Linked DNA regions of Homo sapiens: region 1 is linked to region 2. A link is an interaction called in ENCODE POLR2A ChIA-PET data of the cell type or tissue named here. Cell type or tissue: A673. All regions are shown on one strand. Each heading gives the region's core, and the rest is flanking DNA. Links, peaks and the distances in the headings are about the cores only.

Region 1 (4,436 bases), core at 437-4,436, 580 kb after region 2:
CTGTGAGCTGCAGGCAGCCCGGCAGTGAGGAGCCCCCACCCCTGCCGCCGCCGCAGTGGCCCGCCCCGGGCCCCAGCTCACACCACAAACACTTGCCTCCCTCTCAACTTGTTTCCGGCATGTTCTCAGTCTCGCTGGATGTTAGTTTACCATCGGCTGCTGAACATTCGGCAGCTTCTATTATTTCAGAACTAATTTAAGGATTAAAAAGTAATTCTCCCAATTACTAGGCAAAGCCCTGGGCAGCCAGATAAACAGGGGGCAGGCGCTCCCATCCAAGGACAGGGCTGCTCCTGCAGCCCTGGGCAGACAGGTGTGCAGGGCAGCTCTGGTGCAGCTCAGCCCCCAGGGCCGCAGGGGTGGAGTCGGGGTGGTTGAGAGGAATCCCCAGGAGCAGCCCAGCCTGGGCCCGACATCTGAGGGTTGCTTGCCCCTATCCCCCACCCAGGTCGGCTACAGCCACCTAGTGGTGAGCCCAGCCCCAGCTGTCACCTCCACCAATTGTGCTGGGTGGTGCTGCCCTGGCTAGGCCTGCAACACAGGGACAGGCCCATGAGCTGTGAAGGATTCGGTCCACAGGGCCCCCTGGGGCTGGCCAGGCATCTTTGGACGGGGCCAGGAGAGTCTGTGGTAGACCAGCAGCCCGCATGGGGTGGGGGCCAGGATTTGATACCCTCAAGGCTGATTCACGCAGCTTTAATTAGCTTTCTGCACCTGCTCTGGGGTCTGGGTGATCAAGGCTGGACACCAGCTGCCACCCCCAACCCCTGCCTGGTCCAGCACCTGACCTCAGGGGCCCAGCCGGCCGGGGCTGGTCAGGCAGAGCTGGGGAGTGCCGGGGTCGGCGCAGGAAGGAGCTGAGTCCCTGGGCCCTGGCCCAACGCCCCGCCCACTCCGGGCCCCTCGTCAGCAGCGGCCGGCCGGTGAGCTCATCTCTTCCTGGGCTGTAAATATCACCCAAGTGCTCACGACTCCCAAATGTGTCCTCCAGCCGGGCCCCTCTGCTGAGCTCAGCCTGCACAGCCCACGCGACACCCCCGCCCAGATGTCTCCTGGGCCTCGACAAAGCGGCCGCTCCTCTCGGCGCCCCCACCTCAGGGACGGGCGCCCCGTGCCGGCTGCTCAGGCCTGGGAGCCCTGCCTGCCGCCTCCACCCCATGGGAGCGTCCATGCATCCTGCTGAGTCCAACTTAAAACTCGTCCACTTCCTTCCGGATCCTCTCACCCCGTCCTCAGGTCTGGTTGGACTGTGCCCAACTCCCCACCCCTGCCACTGCACAGGCCCCCACTGTGGCCTGGAGGGGAGGGTGCAGAGCCCTGAGGGCAGCTGGTGGTGACAGTCAGCCCCGAAGCTGGCCTGAGGGCGACAGGTGCCTGCTTCTTAGTTAGGAGTGGGCCCAGCAGAGGTAATGAACTCCTTGTCCTGGGAGGTGTGCAAGCTGAGGCAGGATCTGCTGTCCTTCCACAAGCCATTGAGGGCGCCAGCATCCACTGCAGTTGGGTCACTCAGGTGGGGCTCAAGGCTCTTTGGAAATGGGTGGCTTCGGTTTCCTGGCTCTGACTGCAAGGAGCCCCCAGCCTCAGCTGAGAGCACTAGCCCAGATCCAGCAGTTTAGCTGCCTCTTCTCAGGCATGACAGGGGCCACTTGGGAGAAAAACTGAATAAAACCCTGCCTATGCCAGTGCCCAGGCACAGCCTGGCAGAATCCTGGGCCTGGCTGTGGGGTCACAGAGACTGGGGGTGCCAGGGGTGCTGATGGTAGAGCTCCAGGCACAGGACAGAGACTGCACAACATTTTGACATCAGGCCATCCATGGAGAGGCCTCTGCTGGGGCTGCCAAGGGTCTCCTGGGCCCAGAGGGGCTGCAGAGGGAGCCCTGGGCAAACAGCACCCCACCCCGGCAGGGCTGCCCTGCCTGAGCTGCCCCCAGCCTTGGGGCAAGGCTGCCGGCCCTGGATCTCAGGTGAGCAGAGGGGCAAACTGCAGGTGGAGGTGTGCGCAGCCACACGGGGGGCCTCAGCACCTGTGGGCACAGGCACAGGGTCTCTCAGGAGAGACAGGACATGTGGGAGGACCCTGAGGAGGGTACAGGCCAGACAGGACCACTGCATCCTGGCTCTGCCCTGTGCTTGATGGGAGGGGTCTGAGCCTTGGGCCGCAGCACACGCACAGAGAAGCGGGCGGAGGAGCTGGGGCCTTGGCTGCTAAGCGCGTCCTCCCCGCTTCTTCTCCCTCCTTCTCCTCCCCCCAGGCTTCTGGAGCCCCGGCCGCCCCCACGACCATCTGGCTTCACCAGCAACGCTCCCCCACACCCTCCCCCACGTCACTGTTTTTCTCCCTCTCCCCCTCCCCAGCCACTGCCCTGGCGGGGAGGGGGCCCTTTCCTGGGAAGGCTTCCTGGCCACGTGGCCCTTCCCTTTTGTTTCTGAGTCCTCTTCGGCCCAGGCCGTGGGAAAGCGTGCCTGTGCATATTTCTGCCTGTGCATATTTTTGCCTGGATGCGTGTGCTGCTCTCGAGCCCCCGGTGCCTGCATGTGTGTGGACATGTGTTCCCTGCCCTGCTGTGTGTGCATGCGTGTATGCATACATGGGTGCAGGGACATGCAGACCCACCACGGCCTATGTTTGGGGTGTGGGCATGCTGTAAGTGGGGGTGCCCCAGACACGCATGTGGGGTCTAGTGTGACCACCAGCAGCGGTGTGAGGGTGCATACAGCCCCCACTGGGCCTTGAGGCCAGGCCTGACCCGCCCAACTCTCCTTCAGGGCCTTCCTCTCCTGCCACCCACCAGGGGTAGGAACAGGGTCCCTCATCCTCAGCCTCCTCCTGGGGGCTGCCCGGGCAGCCTGATTGGGGTGGGGGGCCCGAGAGCAACTGTCCCCACAGGGGCTGCTATGTCCAGACCCATGGACCTGGCATGTGCTCCATCAGCCAGGCTCAACGACGTCAGCCACCAAGCATGCTCCATCTGTGCGGCTGGGGGGCCAGGGGCACCTGACATTGGAGCTGCCCTTGGCCAAGGCTGTCCCACCTGTGGTGCCAGGCAACTCCCTTCCTCTGGGGGCCTTGTGATGGGGGAGAGGCTGCCCGTCCAGCACCCACCCCTGCTTCTCACCGCCCACAGCACCCTAGCCTGAGAGGCCACAGCTTAAGAAAAGAGCTCTTTATTCCACGTCGTCCGATATTTTTACACAAGTAAAATAAAATGCATATCTCTATATACCGCGATCTGGGTGGGAGGCGGCGTTCTGGAACAAACGCTGCCGCCGAACCCTGTAAACATGATGGGGTGGAGATGGGGGTGGCGGGCGGCAGGCGTCCATCAGGGAGGACCTGGCCTGGCCTGCCCCACGGGTCGGCCGCCCGGCTGGCTTGGCGGCGTGGAGAGAGACCCCGTATGTACACACACCTGGCTGCTGAGCACGCTCTTGTGTCCGCTGGGGGTCAGCAGGGCCCAAGCACTGTCCACAGCACCAGCGCCAGGCCCAGGGGGGTGAGGCTGCAGGTGAGGCTGGGTAGGGCACCTGAGCCTTCTGAGTCACCAGTCCCGCCACCCCCGCTGCCTGCCTGGCCCAGACGGCAGTGGCTGCGGGTGCGGTTCTTGCGTGAACAGCCTGGCCTCCGGCGAGGGCCCGAGGTGGGGAACCCTGGTGGCTCGGAGCCCTCGGGCCGCACTGCAGTGAGCGGGGGCTCAGCAGAGCCAGGCAGAGTCCCAAAGGGTGAGTCATTGATGTGCCGTGGGCCAGAGCCGTTGCCCGGCGGGCTGTCACCGGGCGGCACGCGTCCCTTCAGCGCATTGCCTGCCGAAGCTGGTCTTCCAGGCTCCAGTACTGAGGCCTTGTCAGCGGCATCTGGCTGGCAGCACTTGGGAAGCCCCAGCGGCTCCTCATCGGTGGCCCTGCCGGTCCAGATGGGATGGTAAGGGCCGGTGGCCACAGCGCAGCCCTGCAGGTCATTGGCAGCTAGGCGTTTGAGGTCACGGCCAGCCAGGCGTTGCGGGAGGCTGCAGGGCACCTCGGAGGAGGAGCCGCGGAACTTCTGCAGCCAGGCCCAGAGTGGGCGTGCCCGGCAGTCACACACCCAGGGGTTGTCGTTGAGCCTCAGGTACTGCAGGGCACGCAGGGGGGCCAGGGCCTCAGTGGGCAGCGCTGATAGATTGTTGGCAAACAGATAGAGTGTCATGAGGCGGCCAAGGTCACGGAAGGCATGCGGGTGCACATGGGCCACGCGGTTCTGGTGCAGTAGGAGACGGTCGAGGCTGTGCAGCCCACGGAAGGCGCGCTCGGGCACGCTGGAGATGCGGTTGCCGTGCAGGAAGAGGTGTGTGAGGTTGCCCAGGTCGCGGAAGGTGTCATCAGGCAGTGCCTGCAGCGCGTTGTCCTGCAGGTAGAGGTACTGCAGGGCAGCCAGGCCGCGGAACAGCCCCGGGCCCAG
Region 2 (4,880 bases), core at 366-4,365:
AGAGACCAGGAAGCCTGATGAGGCTCCAGGTGGACACCAGGCTGCAGGTGGTACCAGGCTCCCAGCTGATACCCAGGCCCCAGGGGAACACCCAGGCCCCAGGTAGACAGCAGGAAGCCAGTGCACCCTAGGCACCCAGGTAGATACTAGGCCCCTGGTGAACATCGGGCCTCAGCTGGACACCCAGGCCCCAGGGAAACACCCAGGCCCCATATGTCAGGTTGTTAGGTCCCATATGGACAATCAGGCCCCAAGAAGTCATCAGGCCCTGGTAGACACTGAGACCCCAGGTGACTATCCAGTCCCAGGCTGACACACAGGCCTCAGGTGGACACCGGGCCCTAGGAGAACTCCAGGCCCCAGCTGAAGATCAATGCCCCGGGTGGACACCCAGGCCCTAGCTAACGACCAGTCCCCAGGATTCCATCAGGCCCCAGGTGGATACTAAACTCTCGGTGGACATCAGCAAATGCCCAGGTCCCAGGTCAAAACCAGGCCCCTGATGGACCCCCTGACCCCAGGTAAACATGAGGTTTCAGGTGGACACGTGACTCTAACTGGATATCAGGCCCCGGGTGGACACCCAACCCCATACGGATACCTAAACCCCCGATGAACATCAAGTCTCGGGTGCACCTCTAGGTCCCAAGTAAACACCTAGGCCTCAGAAGTCCAGACATCGGGCCCCATGTGGAAATCCGGGTCCCAGGAACTCCTCAGGCACCAGGAAACACTCAGGCCTCGGTTGGATATCTGGCCCCAAGTTGACACCCAGGCCTCAGGTGGACACCAGGCGCTAAGAAAACGTCAGGCCCCAGCTGAGATCAACCCCTGGGTGGTCAGTACTGGCGCATGCTAAAACATGTATGAGCCTTAAAAACATCATGCTAAGTGAAAGAAGCCAGGCACAAAAAGCCACATAGTTTGTCATTCCATTTACATGAATGTCTAGAATAGGCAGATCCACAAGAGACAGAAAGTGGGTTAGTGGTTGCCAGAAGCTGGAGACAGGGGAGAACGGCGAGTGACTGCTAATGGGTACGGAACATTATTGGGAGGTGATGAAAATATTCTGGAATTACATAGTTTATGATGTGGCATAACATTTAAAATATGCTAACAACGACTGAATTGTACGCTTTAAAAAGGTGAGTCTTTTTCTTTTTTTGAGATGGATTCTCACTCTGTCGCCCAGGCTAGAGGGCAGTGGCCCGATCTCGGCTCACTGCAACCTCTGCCTCCTGGGTTCAAGCAATTCGCTGCCTCAGCCTCTCGAGCAGCTGGGATTATAGGCGCCCGCAGCCACACCTGGCTAAGTTTTGTGTTTTTAGTAGAGACAGGGTTTCACCATGTTGCCCAGGCTGGTCTCAATCTCTTGACCTCATGATCCACCCGCCTCGGCCTCCCAAAATGCTGGGATTACCAGCGTGAGCCACCGTGCATGGCCAAAAAGGTAAATCTCATAGCATGTAAATTACATGTCATTAAACACACACACACACACACACACACACACATGAGGTGGGTGTGGTGGCTCAGGCCTGTAATCCCAGTACTTTCGGAGGCCAAGGCGAGAGGATAGCTTGAGCCCAGGAGTTTGTGACAAGCCTGATCAACAGAGCAAGACCCTATCTCTACAAAATAAAAATTAAAAAAAAAATTAGCTGGGTATGGTGGCATGCACCTGTAGTCCTGGCTGCTTGGTAAGGCTGAGGCAGGAGGATCGCTTGAACCCAAAATCTGAGGCTGTAGTGAGCTATTATTACACCACTACACTCCAGCTTAGGTGACAGAGGAAGACTCCATCTCTTAAAAAACAAAAAAACAAAAAAAAAAAACTAATAAAATAAAAACATGAAATCCAAACCAAAAAGAGATGAGAGGGGAGGTAGGCAGAGAGAGACAGAGGGAGAGAGAGACCAGGAGAGAGCCAGGGAGAGAGGAAGGGAGAGAGGCTTGGACTGAGTGTCTGAGTCTCCATACAGACAGTCAGATCACTGGTATGTTGTGGGGGTGCAGTTGGGGAAATGAGGAAACTCCAGGCATCAGGGGGCCCCATTTGAGATGTACCATCCAGAGTGTGAGAATTCTAATGAGTAGGCAGGGGCCATAAGGACCATTTTCTTCCTCCCTCCCTTCCTTCCTTCCTTCCTTCCTTCCTTCCTTCCTTCCTTCCTTCCTTCCTTCTTCCCTCCCTCCCGCCCTCCCTTCTTTCCTTCCTTTTTCGTTTTTGAAATAGGGTCTCACTCTGTCACCCAAGCTGGAGTGCAGTGACACAATCATAGCTCACTGCTGCCTCGAACTCCTTGGCTAAAGCAATCCTCCCACCTTAGCCTCCTGAGGAGCTAGGACTACAGGCATGCACCACCACACCCAATTAATTTAAAAAAATTTAATAGAGATGGGGTCTTGCCGTGTTCCAGGCTGGTCTTGAGCTCCTGGACTCAAGTGATCCTCCCACCTCAGCCTCCCAAAGAGCCAGGATTGTAGGCATGAGCCACCGTGTCCAGCCTCTTTATAAATAAAAGATCAGTGACACAGAAAATGGTTTGGTTAAAATACTTTATATTTCTTCCTAAACTCTTCTTCCAAAGTAAAATAAATATATTTTCAGTTATAAGTAAATTTGCTGGAATGTTTTTCCACCTGCTGGGGCAAAGGTCCTCCCCTTCCACCCCTGCCTGCTGCCCCCGGTCCTGTCGAGGGGCAGATTTCCTCCCTCACAGGGCAGACAAGCCACATCGGGGCAGTGTCTGCCGCTGCTTCCGAACTCCCTGCTCACGGACTGGGAGCGGGGCCTCTGGCCCCTGAGTGAGCTGGGGCAACAGACTTCAGAATGTCGCAGCCCGAGGGAGAGTCACCTGGAGAGCCACTGGGGAGACGCTGATGTGGGCTGATGCTGGATGATGGAAAACACTGTGTTTCGTGTTTTTTATTTTGTCAGGTGTGATGACAGTATAATGGGATGATATGTTAAAATTCTTTTTTTTTTTTTTGAGACGAAGTCTAGCTCTTGTCCCCCAGGCTGGAGTGCAATGGCACGATCTCGGCTCACTGCAACCTCTGCCTCCCAGGTTCAAGGGATTCTCCTGCCTCGGCCTCCGGAGTAGCTGGGATTACAGGCGCCTGCCACCATGCCCGGCTAATTTTTGTATTTTTAGTAGAGACGGGGCTTCACCATGTTGGCCAGGCTGGTCTTGAACTCCTGACCTCAGGTGATCATCCTGCCTCGGCCTCCCAAAGCACTGGGATTACAGGCGTGAGCCACCGCACCTGGCCTAAAATTCTTATCTTTTCATGTATCTCAAAATATTTAGGGATCAAATGTGTCTGGGCCATGCTGGAAATACTTTAGACAAAGAAAACAGGAGAGACAAAGCAGATAAAACAAAATGTTGATAATTTTAAATCTAGCTGATGGGTATATGGGGGTTCCATTTAATATTTTCTCTCCTACTCATATACGTGTGTTTGTGTGTATGTGTGTGTATGCCTTTCAAAATTCTCATTGAAAAGTGGCTGATCGGAAGTGCACCCTCAAAGATGTTTTCCCCTTTTCTCCACTAACTCACTTTTTTTTTTTTTTTTTTTTTTTTTTTTGAGACCAAATCTTGCTCTGTCACCCAGGCTGGAGTGCAATGGTGTGATCTTGGCTCACTGCAACCTCTGCCTCCCGGGTTCGAGCTATTTTCCTGCTTCAGCTTCCCGAGTAGCTGGGACTACAGGCATGCAGCACCATGCCCGGCTATTTTTTTTTTTTTTTTTTTTTTGTATTTTTAGCAGAGACAGAATTTTGCCATGTTGGCCAGGCTGGTCTCAAACTCCTGACCTCAAGTGATCCGCCCGCCTCGGCCTCCCAAAGTGCTGGGATTACAGGTGTGAGCCATCAATGCCTGGCCCACTAACTCACTTCTAAATGATCTTGTTCTCTTTGAACAGAAATAAAGGATATTATGATCTTACCACTTTATAAATTAGAATGATGAAATTGAGAAAAACTAGAGATGACTAAGATGAAGACAGACATGAAATCGTGCCAAAAAGTGCCCATGCTGTATCCAGCAGCTGCTGCAGCCACAGAAATGCTCGAGTTGTCAGCGAGGGTACTCACTGCTTGATCATCTAGCATTGCCAGATACTGTAAACCGCCGCACACCTATCAGCAGGGCACTGGCTACATCACACAGATTGCTGTGCCATGGTTTAAGGTCACATTGCAGCAGAGCAGGAAGCATGTGGCTGGGAGTGGCACGGGGCCAGCTTTCAGGATGTATGGTCTGGACTGAGCTGCAGTCCTTGGGGCCTGGACAGCTGCTCTGGCCCTGAGCCCTCCTCCCCTCCCTGTGGTCTCTCCCTTTCCATCTCTCTCTGCTACATAGCCTCCCTTCCCTCTCTCTGCTCTATTCTCCTTCCCCCATCCCCTTTCCCCTCACCCCCAGGTCAATTTTCTTAGATATCTCCAGGCCCAAGTTTGGAGGTTCCCAATTAGGGTGCAGGCTGGCCCTCAGGTGCGTGGGGGTCCACCTTGTCCAGCCATGGCTGGCCCCAGTGCTACGTCACAATGTAGGGACTGAGAGTGGATGCGGTGGAGGTGGGCATTTACCACACTGTAAGGGATCAGTCAGTACAGACCAGGAGCAGGCCGAATAGTCAGTACCCGTGCAGTTCCGGAAAACCCACTCGTTTTGTGAAGAGCGTCTGCCAGCTCCTGCATCTGCTAGGGCCCTGCTGTGCCTCCTCCCCTCTCCTGCCCCCTGGGACTCCGCCTCCCTCCCCTGCTTTCTTTTCTCCTGGCGCTTGTCCCCATCCCACGCTCCACCGCGGGATATAGCAATGACTTATTTGTGTATTGAGGTCAGTAGATCTCCTCTCTATGAAGA

What was found. ChIA-PET counts read pairs that join two places held together with the same protein. Peaks named below come from ENCODE experiments on the same cell type or tissue, not always from the same donor. Only the 100,000 strongest peaks of a DNase experiment are listed, where the experiment ranks them.
Region 1: POLR2A ChIA-PET joins it to region 2 with 7 read pairs; 1 of 35 experiments calls an interaction of 5 or more read pairs at or near these places.

What each region holds. Positions count from the first base shown.
Region 1 is chr22:20,238,265-20,242,700 of GRCh38, forward strand. It overlaps RTN4R (reticulon 4 receptor), which reads right to left. Exons shown (of 2, transcript NM_023004.6): 2 at 3,151-4,436. The coding sequence ends at 3,447. Among named protein-coding and RNA genes, the nearest start is that of MIR1286, 8.7 kb to the right of the region's middle. RefSeq lists an enhancer at 1-298 and silencers at 1-97, 282-576, 788-847. In A673, for the core only: CTCF peaks have their summits at 463 (motif pointing left) and 484 (motif pointing left); a DNase peak (open chromatin) is centred at 457; H3K27ac peaks cover 1,484 bases.
Region 2 is chr22:19,659,379-19,664,258 of GRCh38, forward strand. It overlaps the pseudogene LOC100420103. Among named protein-coding and RNA genes, the nearest start is that of SEPTIN5, 53 kb to the right of the region's middle. In A673, for the core only: no CTCF peak of the experiment used is centred there; a DNase peak (open chromatin) is centred at 2,053; H3K27ac peaks cover 514 bases.